Regions from separate parts of the Homo sapiens genome. Here all the other regions are linked to region 1. Evidence: chromatin contacts called from ENCODE Hi-C or POLR2A ChIA-PET data. All regions are on one chromosome and are shown on one strand. The core of a region is the stretch at or near the end of the contact, and the rest is flanking DNA. Distances in the headings are between cores, read along the strand shown. Region 1 has its middle 97 kb from the start of LINC02998. Region 2 holds the start of GZMA (granzyme A). Region 3 has its middle 38 kb from the start of GZMK. Region 4 holds the start of ARL15 (ARF like GTPase 15).

Region 1 (3,785 bases), core at 421-2,920:
GAAAGAAAGCATTCATGTCAATTAGGTAATTGATGTTCCAGCCACTATACCTGGCACCAGAGAAGTAAAGATATCCCTGCTCTAGACTCCATGGTCTAACAAGGGAGACATATAGATACTGTGTATTGTGTTGCATTGCATTATAAGAACCGTTTGGATGCAATAAGAGCTATGCCCAGGTGTTCCGGGAAAACAGATGAGGGGTCTAAGCCTTCCCTCCTGGGCTAGGGAGTAAGTTAGAGAAAACTTCTTGGAAGAGATGTCACCTGAGTAGTTAAGAATTATCTTGCTTCTTCCCCCAGTTTCAGGGATCAGAGGCCATCCTTTGTGGGCTTAAGTCAGCCTGCTGGCCTCCCCAGCTGCTCCTTAAATTCTAAGAGTTGGCATAAAAGACACAGGTTACAACACGAATGTCTTCATCCTACACGATCTTTACTTTCTCTGTTCACAATGTGGGCTCCTTGGCTCCATTTTACATATACAGGAAATTTGGACACCGAATAGAGAGTGAATTTCAAAGGATTCAGAGAAGGCAAACCCATATGAGTGTTTAGAGTTCATTGATCACTAGTATCTTCTTAATTTTGTGAACACCGGGTTCTGAATTCCTTCATTGACTAGCTATTTCTCTTCATGTCTTCTACAAACATTCTGAAGTTGGAAATCCTTTTTATTGGTGTTTAGAATAAGTCAATGTTTTTCCTCTCTTTATATTTCTACTTGATATTCCTCAGTTTTCTGTATTATTAAAAATGAAATCACATTTTTGGATACTTGTGGTTTGGCCGGCTGGTTGGGAAACTTTTCTGGCATTCATTATTGCTTTTTTCTTTCCATTTAAAGAACATTTACTGGATTTGGTACTTGGCGAAAGAAACTGACAAATTAAGAAATGAGAGAGAGAATAAATGCACTGTGCATGCTGAAACCCCAAGAAGACTTTTTTTCTCCTACTTTTTATGGACCTGAGGTGTTGGAAATGGAAACATTGTTTCAAACAAAATCCAGATTTTTATCTCTCTCCCCAAGAGATATGGCTTTAATCTTTTTTCTTTTCTTCTGCTGCTTTTCTGAAACACTCTGCTAGGGGCTGATTTCCTCTTCTTTGAAACAGACCAAAATATCCCTGTGGGTGAAAAACATGCCGGAAGTGAAACAGAAAGACTCAGCTTGCCCCGTGTTCGTGGTCTGTCAACTTCTCTAGCCAGTGCCTGGATCCACAGCTCACTGCTGCCGGTTGCCCTGCGTTAGCCGCATTGCGGGGGAGACAGGAGAGGCTTGAAGGCTTTTTATATTCTACTCTCTTCTGAAGAATTCACAAGTTAGCAAGCACTCAACCACTACTAACCAGAAGGTATTGCCAACCATAACAAACTACACCCATCAACAAGGCCTCCCTCATATTGCAATCCCAGCAGAAAATGATGCAGGAAAAGCACTCCCCAAATCTTGGTTGCCTGCCACCCAAGTTCTTATGCCAAGATATGTGTTTAGCCAGTTCTAAGATGCTGCCACCTTTTCATGTGTCCAACACTAGGCTTTCTACCATAGTTCCCTCCACCCAGAATGTGTTACTTGGCTCCTACAAATGCAAGAGGAAGTGCCCTTCCCTGAACAGAAATCAAAACACAGGGTGAAACCACGACTTGTTTTCAACAGGCCTCCTGTTGTGAGCCCTCCCAGCTGTGCTGCCTTTCTCCAAGAGAGCTGGGACTGGCGGCTCGAAGCGGTATAAATGGCCTGTGCCTCTTCCTGAGGCTGCCTGTAACAAGTGTCTCAAGAGCAATTCGTCATCGGCTGGAGATTACCAACTTGGCTCACTGAACCAGATCGTGCTTTGTCACATGTGAAATTCTGATGTTCTAATACATGGCTTGTTTGCAAACTACGCCTTAAATAAATATATTCAGGATATTTAACAATATAGTGTTCTGAATTAGACCATCATTTACATCTGTATTTATTCAATAATCATTTACTAAGTGCCAAATACATGCCGAGTACTATGCCGAGTGCAACAGTTAAAACGCAGGAAAAAGATCGTATTGCCCTTACTGGGCTATAAATTCAAATCTCTGTCTCATCTCATCAAGCAATCTTTCCGCCTTGGCCTCCCAAAGTGCTGGAATTATAGGCATGAACCACCACACCTGACCCAGGAGAGTTTTCTTTAACGAGTGATGCTTGATCTCAGTTTTGAAAAGTATAGAGGTGTTCACCTAGAGGAGAGGAAAGAACAGAGCATTCTGGAAAGAGGACTGTGGAGCAAAGGCAAAGAGATATTACATAGCCTGGCATGGTTTGGGAACTATAAGCAGTTGAAGTTGGTAGTGAATGGGGCATGAGAGGAAGGGGAGGTAGGCAGAGGCATGATCGTAGAGAACCCTGTATTCCAATCCAAGAATCAAAGTCATCATCCTGAAGGCTGTGGGGGCAATATTGAGGAGATTCCCAGAAAATGAGTGATATTTACTTGTCTTCATGACAGCAAATTGAACAGCAGGGGTTGAAAACAGGGGAAGGCTAAGTAGCAGATCATTGCAATAGACCAGAAAAATGAAGGCTTGAAACTTCAACGGGCAACAGGGATGAAGAGTTGAGAACAGATTTGAGAGAAGTGAAAGGAGTAGGATCTGCAGAACTTGGAGACTGACCGGATTCTGGAAGATTAAGGAGATGGAGATGTCAAGGGTGAATGGTTCCCAGTTTATTATTTAGGAACCCGAAGGAATGCTGGTGTGTGCGGAATTGGTGGGTTCTTGGTCTCACTGACTTCAAAAATGAAACCACGGACCCTCGCGAAGAGTATTACAGTTTTTTTAAAAAAAAAAAAAAAAAGACGGAGTCTCGCTCTTTAGACCAGGCCGGACTGCAGTGGCCCTATCTCGGCTCACTGCAAGCTCCGCCTCCTGGGTTCATGCCATTCTCCTGCCTCAGCCTCCCAAGTAGCTGAGATTACAGGCCCCCGCCACCGTGCCCAGCTAATTTTTTGTATTTTTAGTAGAGACAGGGTTTTACCGTGTTAGCCAGGATGGTCTCGATATCCTGACCTCGTGATCCACCCGCCTTGGCCTCCCAAAGTGCTGGGATTACATGTTACAGTTCTTAAAGGCGTCGTGTCCAGAGTTTGTTCCTTCTGATATTCGGATGTGTTCAGAGTTTCTTCCTTCTGGTGGATTCCTGGTCTCGCAAGCTCAGGAGTGAAGCTGCAGACCTTCCCGGTGAGTGTTACAGCTCTTAAGTCGGAGAGTCTGGAGTTGTTCATTCCTCCGGGTGGGTTCATGGTCTCGCTGGCTTCAGGAGTGAAGCTGCAGACCTTCCCTGTGAGTGTTACAGCTCATAAGGGGAATGTGGACCCAAAGAGTGAGCACCAGCAAAATTTATTGCAGAGCGAAAGAACAAAGCTTCCACAGTATGGAAGGTGACGGGTTGTCACTGCTGGCTCGGGCAGCCTGCGTTTGGTCTCTTATCTGGCCCCACCCACATCCTGCTGATTGGTCCACTTTACAGAGAGCTGATTGGTCTGTTTTACAGAGAGCCGATTGGTCCGTTTTGACAGGGTGCTGATTGGTTCATTTACAATCCCTGAGCCAGACACAAAAGTGAGTGCTGATTGGTGCATTTACAAACCTTGAGCTAGATAGAGTGCTGATTGGTGTATTCACAATCCCTTAGCTAGACATAAAGATTCTCCAAGTTCCCGCTAGACTCGGGAGCCCAGCTGGCTTCACCCAGCGGGTCATGCACCAGGCAGCAGATGGAGCTGCCTGCCAGTCCAGTGCCGT
Region 2 (3,785 bases), core at 607-3,106, 460 kb after region 1:
TTAAGCTGATGAGCAACTTCAGCAAAGTCTCAGGATACAAAATCAATGTGCAAAAATCACAAGCATTCCTATACACCAATAACAGACAAACAGAGAGCCAAATCATGAGTGAACTCCCATTCACAATTGCTTCAAAGAGAATAAAATACCTAGGAATCCAACTTACAAGGGATGTGAAGGACCTCTTCAATGAGAGCTACAAACCACTGCTCAACGAAATAAAAGAAGACACAAACAAATGGAAAAACATTCCATGCTCATGGATAGGAAGAATCAATATCATGACAATGGCCATACTGCCCAAAGTTATTTATGGATTCAATGCCATCCCCATCAAGCTTCCAATGACTTTCTTCACAGAATTGGAAAAAACTACTTTAAAGTTCATATGGAACCAAACAAGAGCCCACATTGCCAAGACAATCCTAAGCCAAAAGAACAAAGCTGGAAGCATCATGCTACCTGACTTCAAACTATACTACAAGGCTACAGTAACCAAAACAGCATGGTACTGGTAATGGCTGCACAACTATGCAAATATACTAAAATCCATTGACTCATACACTCTAAATGGGTGACCTTTATGGTGTGTGAATTATGTCTCATAAAGTTGTTAGAAGTCAACATAAATGGAAGAGCAACCATTCACATAAAAATAAACAAAATTGTCAATGTTTTAAGAATTTTTCAGTAGGTGTAGTTAATTACAATTTGACTTTTTTAAGTCTGCACTAAAATTACTCACCAAAACCAATAGCAGGGTCCTCACTGCTGTTACTGAAAATGATTAACCTTTGATACACTTGTAATATCTGAGAAAAAGAAATGCAGGGGTCTCAGCAGGGCTCCCTTCTAAGGTCACTTGATTTCTAAAGAAGTAACCACTAGGTTTGAAGTCATCAGGATGTTAACTATGGGGATGGTTGGTTCAGTACCCAACATCCTGACAGCACATCTGACCATGTATATTGTATCGGAGACCACATCCTCAGCTCAGAAAAAGAGCTGAACTCATTTCAAATAGAAAGCACACTGCATACTGTTCCTCCAGGGACTGAGGTTGACTCTTCTTAGAGTGAGACATTCCCCAACATTGGAACAAAAATGACTCCCACTTCTTTTCTCACCTAAACCTGTTCAGAAGAAAGTAAGGAAGAAAGGCAGGAAGCAGGGGTCGGGGGGGGGCGGGGAGGGAGGGAAACTCGGAGATACTTTCAGTATCTAAAGTTGTGAAACTAGACAATCAGGAACGCACAATCAGAGGGCTGAAAAGGGCCAAGAGCCCCTACCCTCCTCCAGCCCATGTTCCCACACCTGCCACAGACCAGGCAGGAGCACAATAAACACTCACCACAAAGTGGGGAAGGAAAATCCAGGCAGGAGCCTCTATGTAAATAAATCTCCCTCCTGTCCTCAGCTTGCACTTGGCCTGCTAATTCTTATATAACCCAAGGAGACAGCTAGAAAGAATTTTGATTGGTGACCAATTTTGAGGACTTTTATTAAAATTCTAATTTAAGTCTTCGAGAGTTTCCAGTCATGGATACTACAGATAATATTGCAGATGATGAAAGCGTCTTCAAAATCATAGCTGAGACACTTTACAGTCTTCCCTGGTGTACTCTGATGGCAACAAGGTCCCTTGCCCCTCTCCTACCCTGTAGAATTCCAGCGCCCCCCTCAGCAGTCCTAGCAAAGGAAAGCCTGCCTGCTGGCAGTGAGCCATCATCCACCATTCTCACTTATTTGGATTTGGTTTCCTAATGCTAAACTTTGAAACTTGAAAAAAAAAATGAAAGGAAACCACATCCTTTTTACTCTCAGTATATAGATAGAGGCAGTTAAGAACTGAAAACAGATTTTCAGGTTGATTGATGTGGGACAGCAGCCACAATGAGGAACTCCTATAGATTTCTGGCATCCTCTCTCTCAGTTGTCGTTTCTCTCCTGCTAATTCCTGAAGGTAAGACTGATTCTTCTCATTTCCATTATGACCATGAAGCAAAATGGAGCAGACTTTCAATGAACTTTTGGCAATATTACCTTCCTATACTGAAAGAAGATGTTTTCCCCCAAGCCTTATAATGTTTAGCCAGGCACAATGGCACATGCCTGTAGTCCCAGCTACTAGGAACGCTGAGGTGGAAGGATCACTTGAGCGCAGGAGTTTGAGTCCAGGCTGGGCGACATAGTGAGACCCTGTCTCTATTTTTTTTTTTTAAATAGCATTCTTTCTTGGATTTTAAATATGTCTGTATTTTAGAAAAAAAAATCTTTTCTTCTCATAATTATTTTGCAAAAGATAGCAGAACCACCAATGCTTATTGCTGCCAATTTGTAACTTGAAAATTGCCAAAAAGGACAATGTAAAAATGAGTTAACAAAACTCTCTTGTTCGTAAAACAAATAGTACCTTCCAGGAAAGGAATAGTGGCAACTTAGTCAGCTCAGCCTTTCCTGCTGCAGAAAATGCATAGATAAAGACAATTAAGACAAATCTGACCTAGACACCAAAAGTGAATCAGGAATTATTAGAATTTTTATACTTATTTCTCTGGTCTAGAGACTCTTTGGCAATAAATTAAGGCGTGAGGCCAGTTCCCTCATTAACCCTTTGGGTGTGCTATAGTATTTTTTATTAAGCTAATTTTTTGTCTACCAAATGGTAACCAATATTTCTGCTTTTGTGTGAGTTGAGCATGCATGGGTTAAAATGCTGTATAATTCATGGTATTACCACTGAAAGGGTGACAGCTCTTGGGGAGCTCTAGATTTCCCTTGAAGAACCTGCTAGGAAGTGAGGACTACTCTCAAGCTGTGGCAATATGGAGCCAGCCACGGTTTTTCCCAGGATTCATCAGCTTTTGGAGGCAGGGACTTATGTAATAACCTGCCTTGCCAGGAATTCCCAAAGAACTCTGGTTTATCATATTTAGGTGCATATCTGGTTTATGCACCTAAATATGAGAAGACTTTGGGAGGCTGAGGTGGGTGTTTCACAAGGTCAAGAGATGGAGACCATCTTGGCCAACATGGTGAAACCTTGTCTCCACTAAAAAAACAAAAATTAGCTGGGTATGGTGGCACGTGCCTGTAATCCCAGCTACGCAGGAGGCTGAGGCAGGAGAATCGCTTGAACCAGAGAGTTGGAGGCTGCAGTGAGCTAAGATCGTGCCACTGCACTCCAGCCTGGTGACAGAGCGAGACTCTGTCTCAAAAAAAAAACAAAAAAGAGAGAGAGAGAGAAGAAATATAAAAATAACAAGGCTGCAGGACATTTGGGACAAAGGTTGGCTATGTTATAAGCAGGGCATAGTATGACTATATTCAGGCATGTTAAATCCTCCATAACAGAAAAACACAGGGCAGATAAATCCAGCCATATCTTTTCTTCAAAGGAAAACAACAAAAGCAACCTGCTGTGCTCCTCTTTGTTTCCTGTGTTCAGAGAGGGCAGTGTGGGCCCATATAAGGAACAGACAGCAAAGCAAGGCACAGTTGAAATCTATCTGTACATGAATCACCCTAGGAAAATTGGGATTGGGTGAAGGTCTTTTGTTTCTATAAGCTCTTTACCCTTTTGTTTCTAGAGCCTAGAATTTCTTCCTCCCAGTTTCCTTTTTAAAAGCAGAGACCTCTGCTTTTTCAAATCACACTAGCCACATTTCATGTGGTCACTCTCCTCCTTGCTCTTACCCTCATCAAATCTTACGAAAGGCTTCTATAGCTGTCATTAATACTTGCCTGTGAATTTGGCAATGACTTAGTCCTAATTATGGAACAAG
Region 3 (3,785 bases), core at 840-3,339, 420 kb after region 1:
CTGTATAATTCTACTTATATGAGGTACCTAGAGTAGTCAAATTTACAGAGACAGAAAGAAGGGTAGTTTCCAGGGGCTGAGAGAGTGGGGAATGGAGAGTTATTGTTTAATGAGTATACAGTTTCAATTTTGGAAGATGAAAAAAGCTCTGGAGATGGCTGGTAGCAACGGTTGCCCAACAATGTAAATGGACTTAATGCCATCAAACTGTACACTTAAAAATGGTTAAAATGGTAAATTCCATTTGTATAAGTCTTACTTTAATAAAAAGAATCCTGCAAAAAATTTAAAAATAAAAATAAGCAAATGAACTATTACAGGCCACAACATGAAGTTTTTTAAGCAAAAAAGATGTACATTAATTTCCTCAATATCTGCCATGCTGTACATACTTAGCTTTTTGAAATAGCATCTAGAGCCTGTGAAAATAGCAATAGACATTTTGGGGCTCTCTGATGTTCTTGCCATCCTTACTCTAAATTCATTCACACCCAAAGTCTTCCTCGTGCTAGAATAAAGCCAGCATTCGATCCAAAAATACAACAGTTTGACCTGAGCTCTTCCGCCAAGATACAGTTCACTTGCAGTTGTGTGTTTCTAATGTTGGTGAAGAAAAGCCAGGAGCCTTCAATGTCCAGAAAGAGTTGGCAACACGGGTTGGCCAGTGGTGTCTATGTTGAGAGCTGGTTCACCTGCCCTCTTCAGAATGGTTGTCAAAATCTGTTCAGGAAGCCCTCAAGGAAGGCAGTTTTCAGGCTAGCCTATTGGTCCCCTCCCCCAGAGTATGTTAGTTCAGCATCTGTCTCAGAACAAGAACTCAGTAAATATCTCACAAATTAATGAATAAATAATTAAACCAATGAATAAATAAATGAAATTCTACAAGAAAAGTCCAACAAGCCTGGAAAAAAGCTGTGCCACCATTAGTTATTCTAATACCCCTGCTCCCCCGTCACTGAAGGAAATAGATGCTGCACTGGGAGGACATGTCATCTTCATCAAACCCCTGCCCGGTGGAAACACCAGGCAGGCAATAAGCCCCACAGAGCCCTCTCTCTGCACATTCCCATCCCTGTGCCTCACAGTCCCTTCCAACATAGGAGCCTGAGGATAGATCACAAACTTCCCAGCTGTTCCCTAGAGCCCTATCACCCAAGAAGGAGAAGGAGCTATGAGGAGGAGGCTGGGGTGGTAAGACTTGGGACCCCCACATGTATACACACATAGTCAGAGCAGCTCTGACTTTCATCTATTTTATATTTTAGTTTTCCACAGAAGATTCAATGAGGTGGGCAAGTTTCCTCTCAAAAAAAAAAAAGAAAGAAAGAAAACACTGGTCTAGCTGCATATTACATGACTATAATCTCCCAGAGGGCAAGAGACTGGAATTGTACCACCATCCCCTAATACCTGGTACAATGCCATGAACTTGATCGGGAAGTGTCTTGGGGCATCAGGCAAGAAGTGCCAATTACCTGGGTCCTAATCCCAGCTCCAACATAAACCTGCTGGGCAAGCTACATGATAAATACTGTTCCATCTTTACTCTTTAAAAAGTGCCACTCTGGAGATTTTTCTACACTAACATCTCCTCATGAATACCTCATTCATGATTTTATCAGCTTAGTTGAAATGTTTTATTTTAGCTGAAGACATCTGAATCGAGCCTTCACTTTCACATTCGGTCAGCATCCTGCACACATGCATATGCACACGCTCTCACCCGCTCCATTCCCCAACACCGCAACCCACATCCCACCACACCCCGCATCCCATCCTGCCGCCCAGGGCACCCTGGGACTCCCCTGCATCCCTCTTTAGATGCCAATTAAGAAAATAAATAGTTCTTATTATCCACTTACCCTTAAATACCTTCCTTGAGAAGTACTTACATCGTTTTTAATGAAGTGATCTGGTGGACAAAGCAAAAACTAATCCAAATTGCCAAGAGCCCCCAGAAGTCCCAATAATTAGTTCTATTCTATTCTCCCATAATGTAAGATATGGTTTTTAGCCTCTAAATATTTACTATTTATTATAGTAAGATGTGGTGTATCTAACTCAAACAGCTAGCGAGCTACCACTCTGCCCAACAGCTGTGCTTTCAAGTGGTTCAGTACATAACCACAAACACTGTGGCTGTATTGCTCTCTGTAAACACTATAAAAAGTCAAATATGCCTATATGCTTCTCAAGTTCACTCAGACCAAAAAAAAACTCACCTGTCCCATATACTATCAATAAAATAACTCCAAAAAGTCCAAATAAATGCAGAATAAACATTTAAAATACTCTAGGCTGGATATCTTTTTACATTGTAATTCACTGTAATTAGTCAAATCCTGTCAGAATGTTGATACAGGATATTTGGTGAACTGGTCAAGTTTAATCATCTCTCTAAAATGAATGGCAAGAATATATTAATATATTATAAGGTCACTCTCCTGTCAAAGGTACAATTAATATAGACAGCACAGGTAAGCCACCAAGGACTCCAAAAGTACAGAGAATAATGTAGAAACCTTTCCATATCTGTCAGCCCCTATCACCAGTTAACTATCAAATTTTGCCAATTCAACTACTTTTGAAAGGTCAATTTATAAATGTCTTATACTATAATCTTTTGTATGTGTGTTCACAGAAAATCAAACAGGCATGTGGCTGTTTGGGGGCAGAGAAATTAGAAGAGAGCACTATCCCCTCTGACGGGGCAGGTACTGCCTCATATGTTGCTTTGGGCTAAAACCCTGGGTCTCTAGGTGCTGAGAGAAGCTAGAAGGAAGGATGACAAAGTCTGTAATTCCTGGGAAATGAGACAGGCAGCATAGCCCATCCAGGCTCTGACTCACTTGGAGACCTTCTCTCTTCTGGCTCCATCCATCCCCCACGTCAATCATAACAAAGAGGAAATCAGCTTTGCCCTCGGGGATGCATCTGGCAACAATTATGATTTGGGGGTGAGTCCAGGTTTAGTTAGGGTATAGGAGGTGCACTGACATTTGCTGAGTGCCAACTATGTGCCATGCAACACTTTACCTTAGTACCTCTCTACCCTGACAACCAGTTCATCATCACCTGGAAAACAGGAAGGAAACGTGGGAAGGCCTGGGACCACTCCAAACCAAGTATTTCACAGTCAGAACAATTACTTTACCGTAATCCTCTCAACAGCCTCATAAACTAGGTACTGCTGTGCTCAGATATGACATAGACATTAAACAGCAGGGCCAGAATTTAGAGCCATGGCTATCTTCTTTCTAAAGTCCTACTCTTTTCCCTGACCGCAGCACTAGAGACTAGCTAGTCTGGTCCTCATTTAGACCATACAATCAATTCAGAAAGTAACTAGATACTTCATATGTATTTTAAATGGAATAAATGAATATATCATGTTCTAAAACTTGAATTAGAAAGGTAAGTTTGTCCAAGTAGATCAGATTAATGAAACAAAGAATCAGACTGCAAATGTAGGCCCAGGTTAACAAAGAGTGCAAAGCCTTTCATTCCTTCACTGTGGATAAAATGTTCACTCTATTCGTCATCTCTTCAAATATTCTTCAGTCTCCTTGCCTGTTTTCTGACTGGGATTCCAATTACATCACTGTTAGTTTGATATTGTCCCACAGCTCTTGGATAGTCTGCTCTGAGTTTATTTTTGTTTTGTCTTGGTTTTCACTTTTTTTCCTTTGTGCTTCAGTTGGGGCAATTTCTACTGACTTGTCTTCAAGTACCCTACTTCCTCAGCACAGTCACGTCTGCTACTGAGAATAACAAAGTTATTAGTC
Region 4 (3,785 bases), core at 887-3,386, 340 kb before region 1:
CAAGTAAAGCTTTTTAAAAAGCCAAGTCAAATTTGAGGCCTGCTGATTTTGACACAAAGCTGTTAGTAAATTGGCAAAGAAATTAATCTGCTTTTAGGGTAAACTTGAGCCCAGGTAAAACAAAAAGGCCAAGTCAAATTTGTGACCTGTTGATTTTGACACAAAGCTGTTAGTAAATTGGCAAATAAATTAATCTGCTTTTAAGGTAACCTTGGGCCCACAAACATTCATCCACTCACCTTTAGACTATGCCTATCTAGAGGTTAGCCTGAGTAATTAACCAGAGTTATCAATTTTGTTTTCACTAAGCATTTTGATAGGTTTGGCACCTCAAAGACAGCTTTGTGATGCAATTTATAAATTTAAAACACATCCGGTAAATAAAGAAAATAATAAAATGTCAGAACCACCTGATTTTCTTTTTTAAGAACTATTTAAGTATTCAAAATTAGCTTTTAGTAGTACAGGCAATGTCACCCTTTCCTACTTGGTAATTATCCCAACAAACTTTCGCTTTAATTTAGGCAGACTGCAAGACAAAAACCATGTATTGTATTTTATAAGATAAATTACAAATTAAATCAGTTATTTAACTTAGAAAATAATCTTCTGGCAGCTCTCTTAACTTACAGGGCACCTTGTATTGTGAAGAATGTTCATAATCAGATAATCCCCGTAACCAGCTACAGTACTGGGTGAATAATATCCCTTTATCACAAAGATAAAGGAAGTTACTGCCATCAACAAATGAACAACAAAACAGAACTTGAATTCAGAATTTTAGATCCAGCTCCATTCACAAGGCTATGCATTAACTGCAGTCACCATCCTTTCCCACAAGACCATCAAGCTCTGAAGCATTAGGAGAAACATTTTCTTTATGTACACTAAAATAAGCCCAAATACACAGATAACAGCACAAAGCCGGTCCGGCGTTTCTTGGCCATCAAAGCATGCACAGACTTTCTCAGTACAGCCTTAAGTGTAATTCCTAGAAGGCACTGGCAAATCTCTGCCAGGCCAATCTGCAGTCGAAAACCGAGTGCATGTGTCCAACAAGATGACAGGAGGGTCAATGTTTCTAACCGTCTACTTCAACTCTGCATGGCAATAGCGGTTCTGCCCAACATGGTAAACACAATAATCGTATAGGATCGAACACAAGTCTCTGTAAATGAGGATCCCCTTAAACGCAAACAAGCAACTCTGGGGAAATATAATTTCTGGAACAAAACATGGTGCTCGCATAATTCCACAAAGACACATAGAAGTCCATTTTTAAAATGATGTTCGGTCCCAGCACTGTGCTGACACTTTTCCCACCTAAACTTCTCAGCACAAGCCTGGCCTAAACAGCCGGGTTCCAATCCGTGCACAGTGGAACCGCGGCACGCACCCAAGACCGGAATGGTGGGGCTATACCTGTCCCTACTCAGTCCTGTTCGTGCCAGCCTGCGAGGTAGTTTAGACCCGTCTGCTTTATGGTAATGTGCTTTTAAAACCCCGCCACGACCGAGGTCATAGCTTTAGAGATTTAATAACAATCAAATGACCAGGGCTGCTGGGCACTTAGTGAGCCATTCTGGTTATGGCTCTTTAATAGCACCTGGAGTTCTGCTCCAGGGAGAGAGGAAAACTCCTGCTCCCCCGGAAAGAAAGTCCTCTGCGGAGAGCGCAGAGGGAAGCCAGGAAGCCGATCGCGGGCAGGGGACGCGCCGCCGCGGCCGCCCCATCTCTCAAGCAGCCCCAGCGCGACCCTCGCCCTGCAGCCGTGCTGGCCCAGGCCGCACCTTTACCTGTCAGCTCCACCACCCACCCGCCCTGGAGGCTGCCCCTCCGAGTCCAGGGAAAGGCTTACCAGCCGGCTGCGGGAGAAAGAACCCCAGAGGCATCCTATCCCAAAGAAAGAAAGCAAAAAGGCTGCTCCTCAAGGCAGGGGGCCATCGGGCACGCCGAGATCCGAGAGGCGACATGCCACCCCTGCCCTGCACCTACCAGATAATCCATGTACAGAAACGCCTCAGTTATTCGGAGATCAGACATCCGGCAGCCTAAAGCATCCGGAACGGCTCCGAACCCGGAAAAAAAAAGCAGCGTCTCTGGCTGCGAGCGAGCAGCTCCTGAAAAAGCCAGCAACAGCGAAAATAGCCGAAAGCAGCCGACTAGCCGGAGATTACACAAGGGGCGCGGCGATTGGCCAGGCGGGCGGGCAGAAGGAAAGAAGCGTGCTCATTGGCTGCGGCGCCTATAAAAGGCAGGCCCCAGCTGGTGGCAGGAGAGAAACGCGGGAGTGGTGGGGGATGTGGGTTCCTGTGTGCTGAGCGGAGGAGCCGGGGTGGGGGCGGTGCAAGCGGAAGAAAGAGCCAAGAGAGCGGAAAATCGGCTGGTGCTGTCGCCGCCCGAGTTTTGTGTTTCCACAGCTTTCCAGTTGGGTACAACGGAGCCGAACTCCGTGTTCCCGGGCTGGAGAGCCTTGGTGTCCCCGCCAACCCCCAGTAGGAAGCGAGCGCTGTAACATGGGAGGCGTGGTCGCCACTGATCTTGTCTCCCCCCAGAGCCTTCCTAAAGGCTCTGCCGCCACGAGACTGCACCACCGGGAAAGAAGTGTGTGAAAGTGTACTCCGTAAACAGGCAATCCTGTACGCGACTTAGGGGCAGAAAGACCCTCCGCACTTTTATCATTTGAAAGTAAGGTGGACGATTCCAGCCTGGTGTCCCTGAGGGTACACACAGGCCCCCCGCGCAGCCAGAGGTGACTCAGGAACCCCCCTTCCAACCCCTGCGTAGAACGCCGAACAGTCTTCGGAGAATTCGCTTTCCTCCACGTGAAAAGGAAAAGAAAAACATTTGAGGAGTCGCAGTAGTCACTTGTACTCCCCAAACACACGGGAAGAAGTTGATCAGTTTGCATGCTTGGAGTCAAATTACGCTCAGCACAAATCCAACGCCCCTGAATTAAATGAGCAGTAGAAGCTCTCTGCAAAAAACACAACAGTATTTGTGACCCGGTATTATTTCAGGAGGTAAAAACATCTATAAGCAGATGCATTTGGGACGTATGCATTTCCTGGTAATGTCAATATCGCATTAAGCTAGTGGGTTTGGGCAGGGAAAGCCTGAATCGGACAAGAAGCTGGCTTTTTTTTTTTTTAGGCTATAAATAACCAGACCATGCCAGACACATGTTCTTAGGCTATGTTCTTAGGCTCAGGTGATTGGAGTGCCCCCCCCCCCATCCCCACCCTCAGGGCTTAGGGAGAATGGAAGATAAGGTGGATGCTGTCACCTGTATTAATAGTTAGGGCTTGCATACATACAGTAAAGTTTCAAGAGTGAAACTTCATCGACTGAACTCTTTATGAAGTGACTGCCTGACTCTACACGCGATGTTTTAGGAGTTGAATTTTTACTTTCCCCCTGACACCTTTCTTTTTTGTATCCTCAAGAAACAAATTTCCGTACCGTAAGTTTACCTGGGACTACCAAAACAGTTCTGTTAGATGACCGTGGAATTCACCCCAAATGTGCACATAACCAATAAGGGCGAGGCAGCCCCCTAGAGGGAGCTGTAGGTTGATGAGCCAAGTGATTTTAGGTATGCAGTCTAATTTCCAAACCTGTTTCCTCAGCTGCAAAACGAGAATTCCTACAGCCAGAAAGTTGTGAGGGTTTGGGCGGGGGGCGGGGTTGGGGAAGTTGTTTTTGTTTTTTTGAGACAGGGATTCTCTCTGTCGCCCAGGCTGGAGTGCAGTGGCGCGATCTCGGCTCGCTGCAACCTCCGCCTC

What was found. A loop is a pair of places that touch in the nucleus more often than their neighbours do. ChIA-PET counts read pairs that join two places held with the same protein, here RNA polymerase II (POLR2A). Pooled maps may share reads with other maps.
Region 2: a map of natural killer cell shows a loop between it and region 1 (5-fold over the local background). The contact joins the promoter of GZMA here to the enhancer-like site in region 1. A Hi-C loop is called at or near these places in 2 of 168 maps with a recorded cell type or tissue (naive thymus-derived CD4-positive, alpha-beta T cell and natural killer cell) and 5 of 50 pooled maps.
Region 3: a loop to region 1 is called in a map of natural killer cell, with 4 times the contacts of the local background. The contact joins two enhancer-like sites. A Hi-C loop is called at or near these places in 2 of 168 maps with a recorded cell type or tissue (naive thymus-derived CD4-positive, alpha-beta T cell and natural killer cell) and 5 of 50 pooled maps.
Region 4: a map of B cell shows a loop between it and region 1 (5-fold over the local background). The contact joins the promoter of ARL15 here to the enhancer-like site in region 1. A Hi-C loop is called at or near these places in 4 of 168 maps with a recorded cell type or tissue (B cell, CD4-positive, alpha-beta T cell and naive thymus-derived CD4-positive, alpha-beta T cell), 4 of 37 single-sample maps with no recorded cell type and 14 of 50 pooled maps. POLR2A ChIA-PET finds 5 or more read pairs at or near these places in 3 of 52 experiments (B cell, CD4-positive, alpha-beta T cell and H1).

What each region holds. Positions count from the first base shown.
Region 1 is chr5:54,645,226-54,649,010 of GRCh38, forward strand. It overlaps a transcript of SNX18 not described here. Among named protein-coding and RNA genes, the nearest start is that of LINC02998, 97 kb to the right of the region's middle. Within about 2 kb of position 1,671, at least 32 of the 41 ENCODE cell types and tissues checked have a DNase peak (open chromatin) inside an H3K27ac peak, as active enhancers do; they include B cell, CD4-positive, alpha-beta T cell and natural killer cell, where a contact is called at or near this core.
Region 2 is chr5:55,100,790-55,104,574 of GRCh38, forward strand. It overlaps GZMA (granzyme A), which reads left to right and starts at 1,857. Exons shown (of 5, transcript NM_006144.4): 1 at 1,857-1,963. The coding sequence starts at 1,894.
Region 3 is chr5:55,060,507-55,064,291 of GRCh38, forward strand. No RefSeq gene overlaps it. Among named protein-coding and RNA genes, the nearest start is that of GZMK, 38 kb to the left of the region's middle. Within about 2 kb of position 2,090, at least 3 of the 41 ENCODE cell types and tissues checked have a DNase peak (open chromatin) inside an H3K27ac peak, as active enhancers do; they include natural killer cell, where a contact is called at or near this core.
Region 4 is chr5:54,308,437-54,312,221 of GRCh38, forward strand. ARL15 (ARF like GTPase 15) reads right to left here and starts at 2,137. Exons shown (of 5, transcript NM_019087.3): 1 at 1,996-2,137. The coding sequence starts at 2,043.